2 separate regions of the Mus musculus genome follow, and region 1 is linked to region 2. Evidence: chromatin loops called from intact Hi-C (ENCODE). Cell type or tissue: heart. All regions are shown on one strand.

Region 1 (8,000 bases), 90 kb after region 2:
GAGATTTTATATGAATAGACATGAAGGGGAGAAGGTTGATATATGGGCCTTCTCTTGATGGGGTGACAGTGCAGTGGGTCACACTCACACCTCAAGGGAATGAGCCTTAAGTCCTAGGACATGGTTGAGAATCATTGTTGAGGGTGAAGAAAGGGTGTGTGTGGGAAAAGTGGTAGTGAAAGGCTTCCCGAGGTGTGGGTGTAGGTATAAGGGGAGACAGAAGGGACAGAAGGGACAAGCAGGAACAATGCCATAGGACACTTTGGAACTGTGAGTGGCCTGAGAACAGTTGGAGCTTGATGGAAGGTCTTGAATTCTAGGGAAGGATTTCAGCCCTTGTTTTCGTGACAGAGGACTGACTAGAGTTTTGTATTTTAAGGTAAATGATCTTGCTTAATTCTAAAATGCCTGTGTATTCATCACTCAGATTCTATAGGACAGATGTGTGCATTGGGAAGAACCAGGGTCCCCCTCCACTCTACTTCTGAGTCTTCCCCTCCCACTATGGGGAGAACCTGTGGTCTGAGTGGTGCGCTATGCTATATACTACCACACTGTGATCACGGGTTTCCACCACTGATGTGGTGAGGAAGATCGTAGCTGTAGCCCACGTGTGTGACCGGGTCGGACTGCTCATTTGACTTGGGGACTTTCTTCTCTCCAAGTGTCAGAAGTGAAAGACTGAGCACGCTCTAAGTTTTGGCAGGCTTGCCTTTATGGAGCTGTGCTTTTGAATGCAGTGTGGCAGCTTTTAGCTTATCTGCTTCCAGTGCAGCACAGATGGCTGCAGATGCAGGGCATGCTGATGCATCCTTGCAGTCACAGTGCTTGGGAGGCTGAGGAGGGAGAGAGGTGAGTGGAAGGCCAGCTTGGACTTTTGAGACTGCCTAAGGACCACACAGCAACAGCAACAGCAACAGCAACAGCAACAGCAACAGCAACAGCAACAGCAACAGCAACAGCAACAGCAACAGCAACAGCAACAGCAACAGCAGCAGCAGCAGCAGCAGCAGCAGCAGCAGCAAACAGCAACAGCAGCAGCAACAATAACAACAACGACAACAGCCAAGGGATGGGAGCATAGCTAAGTGACAGAGCACTTGCCTAACATTCCCAATGCCTTGGGTTCAACTTATTCCTTAAATCCTCAAAAAAAAAATGATGTATATATGTCGTGAATAACTTTGAGTATTTCTGGATAGATTTCTACATGTAGCATTGATGGATTGCAAGGTATATAAGAATTAATTCTTTGATGGACATCACAATTTGCCCTTCAAAACAATGTTTTGTGTGCGTGCATTATACACACACCTATCAATGCTTTATGCATTTATTCATTTCTGTTTTAATGAAATATTTTAAAATTTTATCTGTGCGTGTGCATATGTGAGAGTGCACATATGAGCATGATGTGTATCACGTGTTTTCAGTTGTGTGTGAAAGCCAGAATAGGGTATTAGTATCCTGGAGCTACAGATACAGGCTTTTGTGGGCTGTCTGATATGCATCCTGGGAACCGAACTTAGGCCCTCTATAAAAGTAGCAAGGGCTCCCAACCATTAAACTGTCTCTTCATCTCCAACGTGCTGTCCTAAGCAGGCCACTAGAGCCATCTGCCTTGGACATCCAAGGAAGTATTTTAAATATATCTAATAAAGGGTTCATATTCAGCATATGTGAAGAGCTTTTAAATATCAATGAGAAAAATCTTATCAGTGCTACTTAGAGAAGACACTGGGGTGGTGCCACATACATGAAAAGATGGAGTTGCATGTTTGATAAGGGAAATACAAATCAGATAAGTCTTTCATACTGGCCAACTTCTCAAAGAGCAGTGATATTGAGTGCCAAGGAGATCTGGGAGGCCAGGCCTACTGCATCAAGGTGATGAGTACCGTTCTGGGCATGAAAAGGCAAGGCCTTCTCTCTCTCCTTTATTCTGCATGTGCCTTCTTTAGCATTCATCCCACCAGAGGTGGGATGAACGTGTTGAAGAACTTTTGGAAAATTCTAGAAGCAGTTCTTTCTACTTGACCTAGGTGCTACTACACAGACACTAAGTCACTTGCCTTTCCCAGATTGGTCTCTGGGTCCCACCACTGTCCTCTGCTTTATCTCCTCCAAGACCATGGGGCACAGAGGCCTGTGTGTTTGAGACTAGCACTTGTATGGGCTACTGGCTGTGAGTCTGTGCAAACCATAGATTCTACATGCTGGAGGAGTTCTGAGTACCCGATCAGGGACCCCTGGGCCTTGCTGTTGGAAGGCATATGTTACTAATGCTGCAGTGTTACGTCAAGAGCAGAGAGCCCCACAGGGAGGTGCTTTGTCAGTTGTCAGGGCTGCCCATGGGCTCCATTCCCCCTCCTCTCCACTTAGGCAGCGACTTCTTCTTGTTCCTCACAACCACCTATAGGAAACACTTGAATGCAGATCATATTTTGATGGTATTTACTAGTATAAATATTTGCTCTGTAGAAGTAATGTTACAGGAAGTGCTTAAGCTGCAGGCTGCGCAAGTGGAAGCCCGAGGTAAGAGATGCACTCAGAGGAAGGGAAGTGGTGGCCGGGTGTCTCCATGGTGAGACCCAAAGGGCAGGCAGCATGGCCATGACAAGCACAGCACCCGTTCCTTCCGAGGATATTACTGTGGGCACTTTTGAGCTTACTAGAGGCCATTCCCAACCCTGAAGCTCGTCTATAGGGTGCCCAGGAATGTGCTCTGGCCCCTTCCAGGAGCTATGATACCCAGAGTGGCCGTGGGTCAGAAGTAAGTTGCATTAGTTTTGCTTGGTGTGACAACTAAGAAATAAGAAGAAAATTAAAAAAAAAAAACAAAAACAAAACAAACAAACAAAACAAGACAAAACAAAACAGAGGAAAGTCTGCAAGGTGTCAGAGAATGATGCTGCAGCTCCTAAGAGAGCTCGTTCCTGCTCAGTCAGGAAAAGGGCAGGCGCCAGTACAGAAGAATCTCCCGCCTCAGTCTCCCAAGTATTGGGATGGCAGGTGTGCCACCATGTTCTGCTTCAGATAACATTAAACATTGCAATCAATTAGAGACAAAGTCCATGAGAGGTCTTGGTGTCTATGAAGCAGCAGGCAGCGGTGAGCATGAGCAGGTATGCTTCTTTGTCTTGGCTTCCTGTGTTGGATGTCGTATGGGATGTGGAGGATGAAGGGAGGACTCATGTGTGCAATTCAAACATGTGCTTATGTGGATGCTTACTCTTCTCTTAGGGCCAGTGTCTTTGGGATGCTCTCTAGAAATGAGCCAACAGCCCTGAGTCTTGTGACCCACATCCCTTTGAAGTCAGCTCTCTTCACCCAAGGCAAATCCAGTTTCAGATACACTACCGGCTTGCTGTATGCCTTTGAGGCTGCTCTCTCTTCCTTGGGGTTTGATATTGCTAGAGTATTTGTAACCCACATGGCATTGCGTTTAACAAATAAACAAATGTGTGCTAACTGCCAACTTCTCAGGCTGGACAAACATGAATTGGATTTAGCAAGTGAATAGATGACATGTCAAAGACCATTGACTAATCCCAGCACTGTCTGAGAAGGCTTCTCCAGACCATAGACGAATGTGCTGGAGGCATTTAAAATAGAAGTCTGGGCATGACCACAAGCACATGCTGGAGAGTTATAGAATCCACGTGCTCCTGGCAGGTGAGTATTTATAGGACAGGCCATGCAGATGGGGATGCCTGGAAGTCCATGCTCTCTCTCTCTTTCTCTCTCTCTTTCTCTCTTTCTCTCTCTCTCTCTCTCTCTCTCTCTCTCTCTCTCTCTGTGTGTGTGTGTGTGTGTCTGTCTCTGTCTCTCTCTCTCTCTCTCATTCAGATGGTTGTGGCAGGAACATGCTTGGATGATATCCTACTTTTATTTAATATTTGCTACCAATGTGACTATTTTTTAATTTTTTTAAACAAATAATTTAGTTGTAAAGCCTCAGACTGATTTTATTTATTTATTTTTTTATGGCGAAATAGTTCTCGCGAGCTAATTTATTTTTCAACTTTAAAACATCAGCATTTTATAGATCGGAATTTCACAATGTGAGGATGATTGCTACGTACAATTTGCAAAATTGTGATTAGCCAGCCCTTGCTTTGAGTTAGTTCTCCCTAATTCACAAAGCCTTCCAGGAATAGTCTGCACAAAATTCAGTTTGCAAATTGCAGGGCAGATTTTTAGAGGGCAGTTCAGAGAATGAAGTCCTAAGGGTTTTATCTATATTTGTATCTCTTGTTAAACTAAACTCTTATGTAAATGTTACAATCTGTAAATAACTAGCAGGGCTGCCTTCTTCCAGGCGAGATTGCGTCTCCATTTTTTGAGATTTAGCAAAATTATTAAATGACAGAATTGACTAAGTTGCAAGTATATTTGGTAGGAGCTAATAGCATTAATCAATATCACCCATCAGATGGGATTGTGCTAATATTGGAGGGTTTAAAAGTATGAAGACCTCTTTGTTGGCAGTTGAATTTCTTATAAATTAACAATTTTTTTTAAAGAAACAAGCATTGCCCTTAGTGATGTTTTGGGGGTGGTGGGGGTGAGCCAAACATGGAGATTGTCTTGTAAGTTCTTTTTATAGCCCTGAATGTTTCCGTAAACCTTGCCTGGCTGTACACAGTCTGGATTCATCTGCTACTACACAGGAAAGAAATTACCGGATTCCATCAATATTACTGGCAATCCTCATTTTCAGACATCTGCTTTTCTTTTTTTTCCTTTTTACCATTTTACTAACCTTGATGAAATATAATTGGTACTCAAAGATGACTTGAAAAAAGCCATTGAATGACACCCTGTTCCCCCCCAAAAAAATCAACAACAAAACCAAACGAAAAGCTAACCACATCAATCAAACAGCAGAAGTTATTTTCCAACAACTATCAATGTTGGATGGCCACCACCGGCTGCTTTTCCCTAAGTTCCAGATAACTTACAGAAATTTTAATCATCTTTAATCTTTGAGTTAAACTGAATTAGTGGCTTCTTGTTTTTAAAAGTAGATGTATAGAAGGCTCATTCTAGTCGATTTTAATCAGAGCTCAGTCTCTTTTCATGAAGGAAAGGGCAGTTTGTTAATTCTGTGCCCCTATGCCCCAGACTTGCAGAGATATATTTTGATCAATTAGACTTCAACAAGTGGTTTGTGCATTGCATTCTGGGAGTCAGCAAGGCACAGGAAGGAGCCTTGTGTATATGGGGGCTTCTTTCTAAGGGTCCTTGGCTGGGCATGTTAGTTGGTTCTCCTCCAGGGTCAAGTATAGCATGAGGAAAATGCTTTTCTCTGTCTCCTATAGCCCCATGTATTACACAGGGTGACTGTCACCTGCCTCTGCCTCTTGAGTGCAGGCATTAAGATCTTGTGCCCCCATACTTGGCTTATATCATCTTATTTTGGCTGTTTAAGATAAGATCCCAATCAATAGTTAAAACTAGCCTGAAACTTGGTCCTATAGCCTCAAACTAGGCTATCCTCAAACTCACTATTCTCTCTCTCAGTTTCCCAAGTGCTGGCTACCTTTAAAGGTGCCTTGTCAAGATTTTCTTACATCAAATCTTTCTACTTTTATGCACTTCTTGCCTCCAGGAGTTTTTCCACCTTTTCTGGGTAGGATAAATGCTTGGATCATGCCTGCTTCTAAGGGTCCCTTTACACCTGAAGACTGACCAAGTTCAAATGAAGTAATCTGAATTTTTGTAGTAACATACCTTTATCCTGAATCACTTCATCTGATAAAAAAAATGCTGTGATGGCTATTTTGGGGTACACACTAAGGTCTTTGGGCTTCTGTTGCCCAACACTTCCTCATTCTCATATGTGGCTTTCTGAATACCTACAGATCAAGCCTGAAAGGCTTCTTGAGGACCTAAAGCCTAGACTTACCTTACAGTCACCATTCTGGTTTGGCTATTCAAACCTGTGTTGGTCAACTTTATTGCTATGACAAGGTGGCCAAGAGGAATCAACTTAAAAAAAGAAAGAATTAATTTTGGCTTATGGATTCAGAGACTTTAGTTCATGGTCAATTGATTACATTGTTTATTGTTTAGAAAGTTATACATCTCTATCTATCTATCTATCTATCTATCTATCTATCTATCTATCTATCTATCATCTATCTACAGAATAAGATATGTCTTTCAAAGTCTTGTTCATTTTCTACTAATCAGTATATCAACCCATGGATGAAGTTAGTACCCTCTTAGTCCAGTTATCTGTCAATAACCTTCTAGCAAATGGGGAACCAACCTTTCCATTCATCAGCCTTTTGTGGGGACACTCCAGTCTAGACCATAGCAGTGTCTTACACAACTTAGGAAGTCAGAGCATCCAACGGGAAAGATTGAATGAGGTTCACAGCATTTGATGTCCTGGTACCTCATGGGGAGTACAAAAGATTGAGGAACATACTGGATCTCAGATTTCTTTGTACTTTAATCACTAGAAGAACCATGGTCCTAGAAATCCATTTTTTTTCCTGACCCCAGAACTAGGGACACTAGTATTCCTGACAAACTAGGATCTTCTCCAGGGGCAGGAAGATCTTCAAGGGATTTTTAGTCTCATCATCTGGGTTGAGCTTTTCTGGAAAACTACAGATTTCTAGTTCTTGCTAAATGTGAGTTCATGTGTGCTGAGAAACTCCCCTCTAGGATCATCCCTGACATTGCCAAGCACATTTCTTTCTGCCCACCCCATTTCTTTCCTCTATTCTCTACATGGCCCCATCATCAGGCACTTAACTCCTGTTGGGCAACACCCTCCTCACCTCCAGTTTGCATCCTGGATCTTTCTTGAGTTGCTAATTCACCCACAATCAATAATTCTATTCTTTTTAAGAAATTACAGATATCTCTAAGTATGCAGGGAAAGAGGAAAGCTCAGAGCGTGTCGTTTTTGGTTTGATGTGTTCTGGATTTAGAAGTGCTGAATAATTCATTCCTGCCTAAAAAAATAAACGTATGATCTGTATCAGAACTTGACTGGGTGCTTCGTTATGTGTCATTACAGGGTTCTTGGGTTGAGCAGAATAAGAATGAAGCCATCGTCCCTCCCTTTAGCCATCTAGTCAGCCTTTCATCTTTCACCCTTCCACTCAGTTATCTACTATTTACTCTTTAACCCTCACCTATCTATACCCCCACCTATCACATACCCATCCATCTATTGACTTACCCATCACTCATCCATCTACCCACCAACTCATTACTTATCATTCACCCACCTATCACTCATCCACCCATCCACTCATGAATTCATCTATAACCCACCCATCCATCTACATAGCCACCATATCATTCTTTCATCTGTGCACTCACCCCAAATTTACCTATTGATTGACCAACCATGGGCCTGTGTATGCATCTATCCATCCACCCATCACCTATCTGTTTATCTCATCAACTGCCCATTAATTTACTCATATACCGATCACTAATTCACCTGTTCAATCATCATCCATCCATCCATCCATCCATCCATCCATCTATCCATCCATCCATTGTGTTTTAGGCAGTACATATTTTAAACGTCATATGTTCTTTTTCTTTGTGTTCTAATGGATGGCTCATTTAAAGAAATCACCATGAATGATATCAGGTGGTCATTTTCTGTTTACTGCCTCTGGTGAAGTCAGAGCATTACTCAGAGCAATTTTTGTTTTTTACTGTTCTTGCTGAACATTGGTGAGATGTTAATGACAAACAGTAGCCATCTATGAAACATTAGGACCAGTTGTTGTAAGCAGAGAAAGAGGAAGGAGGTGAGGAGGGAAACACACTAGCTGTAAGTCATACAGTGAGCTAACTTTTCTTCTTTTCTTTGAAAGTTTTGTGATGGGTGGGTGGATAGGTGGATGGGCAGATGGTAGGTGGGTGAGTAGATGTATGGATGGCCAAATAGATAGATGAATGATCAGTAGTTGAATTGATGGTAATAGTATACAGGTGTATGAGTAAATATATCTTTGTAT
Region 2 (8,000 bases):
ATGCTCCAAGGGCTGCAGAGGGATGCCGGGGCCACTGGAAGGGGCATCCCAGTTCAGCATGGGTAGGCGCCTCTAGGAACCCAAGGATAAGGTCAGAACACAGTTCCCTGTCTCCCCAAGGCCAAGGCGTGCTGAGGGGCAGGGTTAACAGGAGACTGTTGCCCTCATTTCTATCCCCGAGAAAGGGCCTTTTCTCAGAGTGCATATGGGCCACTTCCTTTCGACCTGCTTGCTGCTTTGTCCAAACTGCCACTTATGAAGAATCACTTGACTTACAGTCTCAGGTTCAAAAGACCACAGAATATAATCAGTCGATCCAGGAAGAACTGAAATAAAGAACTCCAACTCCACTCCCACAGAGATAGTGCTATCCTTGATAATTTCTACAGAATAAAGGGGGAAAAAACCCCACCCCAAACCTTGTATTTCTCCAGATAGAATTTTAAGCACATCAGATTGGAGAATAATTCATTCCTAAACTTTTTTGGGGGGGTGGTGGTGGTGGCAGAAGATACATACATACATTCATGCACTCTAACATGGTCTAATTCATGCACTCTTGACACTCTTTAGGCCTTTAAGAGTCTCAAAGAACTAGCTTGCCATCAGTTCCAGGTTTTCCTAGCCAGAAAGGAGGGGTGTAAAGATGCAAGAGCGGGAGAGGGAGGGAGAGAGTGAGGGAGGGAGAGAAAGAGAATGATACTGGCTTTCTCTAGAGCCGGTTTAGGATCCGCAGCAGTGACCAGGCCAGTGCCCACTGCCAGTAGCTTCTTAGAGCTGGTGCAGCTACCCCACCAGGCCGGATGCTGGTAGCTCCTCCAAGTTTCTGAACCTTGCCCTCGCTCTAGAACTGCTGCTTGCATCTGAGTGGATCCTTCCGCTGAAACTGAAGGGGTGGTGGGCAGCTGGCGAGAGCTTTTCTGTATCTTTGCGTTTGATGTATTGTGGTGGTGCCCGGGAGTTTAAAATCCTCTAGTCATCTTGAAGGAGAACTTAGTTCGGACAAGTTGGAACCTGCGTTACCTGAATCAGTGCTTAAGTGCCTCAGTGGCTGGGTATTTTGTATAATCGATCTCTCTTCATCCCTTCTTAACGGTGCACAGCACAGGCCTCATTCTCATTCTCTCTCTCTCTCTCTCTCTCTCTCTCTCTCTCTCTCTCTCTCTCTCTCTCTCTCTCTCTCTCCTCACTCATCTCCTTTATTTGTCAACTCTGTAGGACCTTGTCCTCCTCTCAGTACACCCAATGCCACATGACAGCCTTTCTTTAAAAGCAAGCTGCTTGTTGGTGTCTCTGCATACTTCTTTTATTATTATTGAATTCTCTCTCTCTCTCTCTCTCTCTCTCTCTCTCTCTCTCTCTCTCTCTCCATAATGACACCAGGATCATTATATAATCCCATAACAAAGAGGCTTTTGAGGCACCCGCTTTTGTCAACTCTAGGACAGAGAATTCTTAATTGCATTATTCGGCTTCCCCCCCATCTTTCCCCTCTCCATCACTGAAATGCCCACTTTGATACCTTGGCTTGTATTATTTACCCAAACGTTCGCCTGGAGGACCAGCCTTGCAAAGTTGCCTTTAAAAAAGTTATTTTGTTTCGTAATTAAGTCTCGGAGCCCACCGCGATGATTATTCTGGACCCATAAGGCAGAGAACCTGCATGACGTTTTTCTCGAAGTTTAATTACCGTATGCTAATTTCCTTGCCTACTACGTGATTAATTAAAATCATATTTTCATAATCATTTGGCACTAGTATTGTTTTAGAATTATCATGATCTCCTAAATAGTGTCTGTAAATAAAGTCGCCTCTAATGGCAGGCGCGGGAGGCGAGGCTGAGGACCTCTCGGTGTTTGTATCGCGGCGATTGGCAACATAACGGCCTTATTTACATTAAATACGCCACAAGGTTACAGCGCGGATCAACGTCATTTGATCGCTGATGACTCCCTTAAACGCCCGGGCTGTGACTGATTCTCCACGTCCCGCTGTCCACCGAGATTCACCCGGGAGTTTTTTTTTTCACCCCAGAAAAGAAACAGACTTTAAATAGTTTGAGGAGCAGGTAAGAATTACGCGTTTTCCTCTCCCCCTTTCCGCGTCTCTCTCTCTCCTCTCTCTCCGTGGCAATCGCTCTCTGCCTCTCGGCTGGATAAAAAATTCTTTAGTTAAAGGCAGGAATGCAAAGTAGTGACAAGCGAAGGGGCTGATGTATGTCTCCGTAACGAGTCTGACAATCAGAATGTAGCTCTTGGAGAATAGATAGATTTTAATAAGTGTGTTTACATGAGCTCAAGGTCAGAAGCAAGCTGCGCTGTGTTAAATGGTTTCTTAGTTGCTAGACAGAGAGAAAAAATGGACGACCACACACCATTCTTTGTAGATTATTATATCAAGGGTTCAGTCTCCGGCTCATCAAAGCTAAATGCTGAAAGACCTATCTAGTTGCTGTGAATTACGCCAGGGCGACAATGGAGAGCGTTTTTAATGGTACAATGCATTTCACCTACCAGATAGGGGGAGGCCGAGCAGGGGATGGGATGTCTGCTGGGGTTGGATGATGAGTATCAATGAACGGGGCGATTCTGAAATGAGCTTGATGAAAAGCGAGCCTGCCCTGCTCGGGCTGGGCTGAGAGCACTTGGCCGGGCTCTGGCGAGTGGGCGACTGAGGCGCGCGAGCTGGGCGCCCGTCCCCCCTCAGCCCCGGAAAATGATCAAGTCAATCATGTGGACATGTTTCATTATTCATTGAACACAATCTTTTACAACGCTCGGTTTACGTGCCCGAGTTTGCTCCCGACGCCCGCGTTTAATGTTTTAAGGTAAGGCAAACAAAGGTGGTGGGGAGGCTGGGGTTGGGGGTGGGGGCGGCGGAGTGGAGGGGCGCGCGGGTGCCAGGTGGTGGTGGTGGCGGCCCTGATCTCTGGGAGGTGGCAAAGTGAGTTTGGACACTTGGCGTGGTTCTCTCCCCCCTTCGCCTCCCCCTCCCCCCCACCAGGCGAGGCCTGTAACCCGGTTGCTTCTCACCCCATCGCGATTAAAAAATATGGTCTAATTAAATATCCGTGGTTGTGACGTTGGCGAGAGAAGCTGTCAGCGGGGGTTAAGAGGAAAAGGGGGGGGGTATGTGGAAGAAAAAAAAAAACAGGAGGAGAAAAACCGAGTAGAGGCGGCCACCCGGCATCGAATGGCGCTGGAGAACTTCGGCGGAGAGCGGGACCCGCGCCCTGGCCGCCGCCTTCCCACCGCAGCCCCAGTCCCGGGACCGTTACTTTGAAAGGGAGTCCCCAGGGTCGAGCGCTCAGCGCGCCAGTGGGATCCGGCGTCCACCCAGCCCGGCCCGCGCCTCCTGCCTGCGCTCCCGGCCTCAGCTCGCGGCCGGGGAAACTTTCCGCAGGGTCGGGGGCCGGGGGAGCCGAGAGAGAGGGGAGGCTGCGCGGCGGAAACTTCTCCAGCGACTTTACCCGTTTGCTCCAGTGCCGGGGCTGGCGGGGGGGGGGGGGTGAGGCGGTCCCCGGCTACCTTCGCCTCCCCCCTCCACCCCCGTCGCGCCATCGTACGTGGTGCGATCTGCACTCCACCTCGGAATCAGGGGGTAATTGGCAATTATTTTTTTAAAAAATCAAAGTTAGCTGATGCTTACGGGGTGCCTAACTTACGGGTGTAGAGGGCGGCCAAGACCTGCCATTTTGTGTTTGCATCGGCTTCCTGCGTCCTAAGAGCCCCGCAAGGCCCGGCCGAGGTGCCTGGGGGGCGATCCCAGGACCTCGAGACCTTAGAGGCGCCAGAATACACGTGCGTCGCCCTCAGCACCTGCCCCAGTCCGGCCCAGGTCCCGGGGGCCCGCGGGGGCCTGAGACACAGAAATAAATAAATAAGTAACAGGTTATGGAGGGAAATGAGCCGGCTAGTCCCGAGCTGGAAACGTGAGGCCAATCAGAGTGAAGGAGTGCGGCCGAGTGTGTGTGTGGAGGGGGGCGGGGGTGGGGTAACATCGAGGAGAGGGGGCCACTGGGGGGTGGTCCTGGGAAGAGCAAGATTTTTTTTTCCTGCGGGCGGGGGGGCGGGGGCTCATCCTCAGCCCAACCCAAGGCTGGAGCGAGAATGAACGTCGCTAATAAGCCTTTCTGTTTGCTTCAAGGCATTTTTATTTTAAATTTGAAGATGAATTAAGGAAAACAGTCGTAGGCGGGACTTGAGATGTATTTTAGGCAAAAATATAATAATATAAAAATAAAAATAAAAAGAGGGTTTTCTTTGAGAAGTAGAAGTGTCCAGATCTCGATGCTCCCATCTGTTGCAATTTTGCAAACAATTACAATATAGATTATCTCCACATACATGAAGGTATGAGAAGTGAGGGAAGGTGGAAATTAGCGCTGTGGAAGTTAGAGAGAGAAAAGGAGAGAGAGAGAGAGAGAGAGAGAGAGAGAGAGAGAGAGAGAGAGAGAGAGAGACCAACTCTTCGGAGAAAATTCCCCGCAAGGTTTCTCTAGGGACAGGTGGAAAGTTAAGTGGCCCCCATTTTTCACTCCCGGTTTGTGAGTCCTTCCTGTTTGTCCGCCTCTTGGTGAGCGCACACTCAAGTCCCCGAGTTCTTTCCTGGAAGGATGCAAGCCTGGAAGGCTGGGGTCGGTGCGGGCAGAAGCCAGGGGCTGGGGCCTGGGAGGAGCAGGGCGGGGTCCCGGCCTGGCGCGCGGGTGGCAGCGGTGGCCGGGTTTTGTTTGCAGGATATTGTTTTGTCTAACGGGTGCCTCGCAGGAGACGTGATTCGTCAGCCGCCTTAGTTTTCACTTGAGCGGAAAATAACGGCGGCTACGTGCGGTCCCTGCCTGCGGGGCTCGAGCGCGCTGTGCGTGTGCATCCTCTGAGGTGCGCGCGGGTGGGCGGCCCGGGGCACCGGCTTTAGGACTAGCGGGCTAGCAGGGTGAGTGCGCGCCGAGCTGGCCTTGGGTTCCTCCTGCGCTTCTCTGGGCAGTCGCCGCCGCCGCTCTGCAGTTTAGCAGAAATCCGACAGGGGCCGCGTTTGCTGAGCGCATCCGGCCGGCTGCAGCCGGAGCGGGGCCGTGGGGCCAGGCCTCTCGGTGTAGACGTTGGGAGGGGGCCGGTGGGTAGTGGTGGGGGCAGTAGACTGGGAGGGGCGCGGGAAATGATCTTGGCCGGAGCGAGCACAGCTCCCCTGTCCCTGCTGTCCCCTCGTGTCCACCGCGAGTTGGGCATCCCCGCGCGCCGGGGCCTTGGCTTTTCCCCCACGGTCCCTAGGTCTCCAGGCAGGGCTTAGGTGAACTTGGGGTGGGGTGTGCTTGCTCATATGTGTGCGTGCGTGTGTACGTGTGTGTAGAAAGGGAGCTTAGCGTGGAGACCCTGGTTTTCTTTCTCAGTTTTTAACAACTGGATTTTGACTTTGAGACCAGCTTCGCTCACTGCTTGGGCTGGGAGGGGGGCGATCTTTCCCCATCACTCACATCTTTGTTCATTGTTCACTGAGTGCAAAGCAGGCGACTTAAAGAGAGGAAAAAGGAGGGAGAGAAAGAGAGAGGCAGAAGAGGGGGAAGAAGAGAGAAAGAAGAGGGGCGTGGGGGGCACATCAGTGTCCCCTCCTGGGTCGTGTTGGAGGGTGAAATAGTAAACCCACGCACGGAGGGTCGCCAGGAAAGTGGACATTACCGCTTTAATTAACTTCGAGATGCTCCGGCGGCGGGACCTGGCGTAGCCGTGACGCGCCCCCATAAATCTGCCGGGCCGGGGCTGCTCCAAGAACTCATACAGTAGCAGCGTCAGATTCAACGCGCGCCTCCCCCGGCCGGAGTCCATTTGCATAATTGGATTTTTTTTTTTGCCTCCTTCCTCCCTGAAACTTATTTGAAAACCCAAGTGAAAACCGCGACGACCTGCACACTCAAAAGCAAGTGCCAAGTAAGTGCCCTGCGGTGCCCTCCGCGCGCCCCGAGGTGAGGGCGCAGTGCTGGGGGCGAGTGCCCGGCCGGCTCGGGGAGAGTGTGCAGCGGGCGGGAGAATTGCATCTGCTGGGCTGGATGTTCGAGGAACTTTTTGTTTTGTTTTGTTTTTTTGCTGTTTTTTTTTTTTTTTTTAAACACAACTCCCAACCCTGTCTCTCCACTTTTCCGGCGAGGTGAGGTGACTGGGCCACGCGCATAGTTGAGGCGAGCCTGAAGAGGAGATCTTGGGGACACAGTTGAGAGTTGAGCATAGGGGTTCTTTGGGAGGGTGACGGGTCTCTGTCGCCGCCGCCACCGCCACCGTCGCTGCCGCGGCTTGGAGAGCTGAGCTGCGAGTGAGCGGGGTTGGTTGCCTGTCGCGCCGCGCCGCTGATGCAGTTTGTCGCCAAATGCCTCCCCCATTATTCTAAGGTTTGTGTCTCAGGGTGTGCGTGCGCTCGCGTGTGCGCCCCTGTGTTTTGCTGGGCTTTAAAAGGAAGAAAAGCAACCAAAACAAGAGTAGGAAGGCTTCCTTTCCAGTCTGCCTTCCCCTTCAGCGTCCTCTGTTTCTATTGCTTGAAAAAAATGGAGTGAGAGCTGTTTTGCCTAAGAGAGGGTCACCACCAACAGATTGACAATTCGGTTGGAAATGCTATCAATTCTACAGCAGAGATGTAGCTGCGGGCATGGCATGCCGGCTCCACCCTGGTCAGGGAAATGGCTTCACAATTTCAAATTGTTGAAAAAAATGCATACTATGTTATTATTAGTAGTATTATTTGCAGTGAGCAGGATGGAGGGGGAAAGTAGATTGCGTTGGAGAAGACTCCAGCTGTCTTTCCCATTTCTGGGCCTGCCTGGGAACTTGGCTGTGGGCAAGGCCCACCACCCTGCATGGCAGGGGCCTGAGACTCAGCTTCCAGCTCTGGGAGTTGCGGGGGGGGGGCACCTCCCCCCATAGCCCTTTGGCCTCTACTCTAAGAGAGCCTAGGGCTTTGGCTGAAGGCTGCTTTAGCTATGATGTCATCCTGATAGCGGTGCAAATGTCTCTTGATCTCACCATTACCCGCCTGGCTGAGTTGTTGGTAATGATAGCACTCTGCCCAGCTCCCCGACAATCAGGACACGGCGCCCTAGGAATTAGCATCCCCCACCCCAACCTGACCAACAAAGAGTCAGCTTCTGAAAGCATGGCCACTGAGCCCAGGTTTTGCATTGGAGGGCCTAACATAGACACTTAATGTGGTTGTCAGACTCCTGGACTGAGGGTCCCCCGATTTCCCAAAGTTTGGAAAACTTTTGGAAGGCTTTGATGTACAGAGCATCGTTAATCTGAGGAAACTGGACTCTTGAGAGTGAACGGGTAGCAATGCTCCCATGTGGAGGATGTGGAGGACCTCAGGTCTTGTTATAGCCATTGTATGGGAAAAGGAACTATGGTGCTCAGCTCATTAGCTGTGACTTTATGTTAGAGATAGCTGCGAGTAAACCGGCTTTAGTGTTGATTTTTAAATAGTGTACGATGATTTAAGATTTCTTTTGATTTACTGTTCAAATGAAATTTGCATAAATGTGATGAAAATGAACTTAACATCTGGGCACATGAAAAAAGGTTAGTGCCTCATATGTCATCTGCAGGGAAAGTCTTTAAAAAAACGCTTTCACCCTAAACTGGGCTGGGGAAACAGTTCCTGGAGACATAAATGGTAATTATGTAAAACCTGGAGAAAAACCGCTTTCAATACATTTGCATTCTCTTGGACCAGTGCTCTGAAAACCCATTGTGTTCTATGCCTGGAGTGTTTAACTTCTGAGCAGGCTTCAGATCCTTACAACTCAGCAATTTAACTGCTGGTCAGAGCTGTCTTCACGGAAGGCTCAGGGCAGGCATGGAGCAAACTGTCATGGTGGGTTGGTCCAAGCCAGAGGCCAATAGCCTTCATTATGGGAAAAGATAGGAACTGGTCAAGACATGTGGCCCTACTGGTTGGATCTGCCCATGGGGAGCTGAAGGCAGTGCTTGGGTATGCAATGTCTGCCGAGCCTCCAAAAGCTG

The links. Hi-C counts contacts between places; a loop is a spot of excess contacts. Peaks named below come from ENCODE experiments on the same cell type or tissue, not always from the same donor. Only the 100,000 strongest peaks of a DNase experiment are listed, where the experiment ranks them.
Region 1: it touches region 2 in a loop (2.8-fold over the local background); 1 of 42 quality-filtered maps calls a loop at or near these places.

Annotation. Positions count from the first base shown.
Region 1 is chr7:37,677,176-37,685,175 of GRCm38, reverse strand. All of the region lies in intron 2 of Zfp536 (zinc finger protein 536), which reads left to right. Among named protein-coding and RNA genes, the nearest start is that of 4930505M18Rik, 11 kb to the right of the region's middle. In heart, no CTCF peak of the experiment used is centred here; a DNase peak (open chromatin) is centred at 3,625.
Region 2 is chr7:37,767,517-37,775,516 of GRCm38, reverse strand. It overlaps Zfp536 (zinc finger protein 536), which reads left to right and starts at 5,765. Exons shown (of 6, transcript NM_172385.2): 1 at 5,765-5,921. In heart, a CTCF peak has its summit at 4,991; no DNase peak of the experiment used is centred here; H3K4me3 peaks cover 5,776 bases; H3K27ac peaks cover 2,957 bases; H3K27me3 peaks cover 5,191 bases.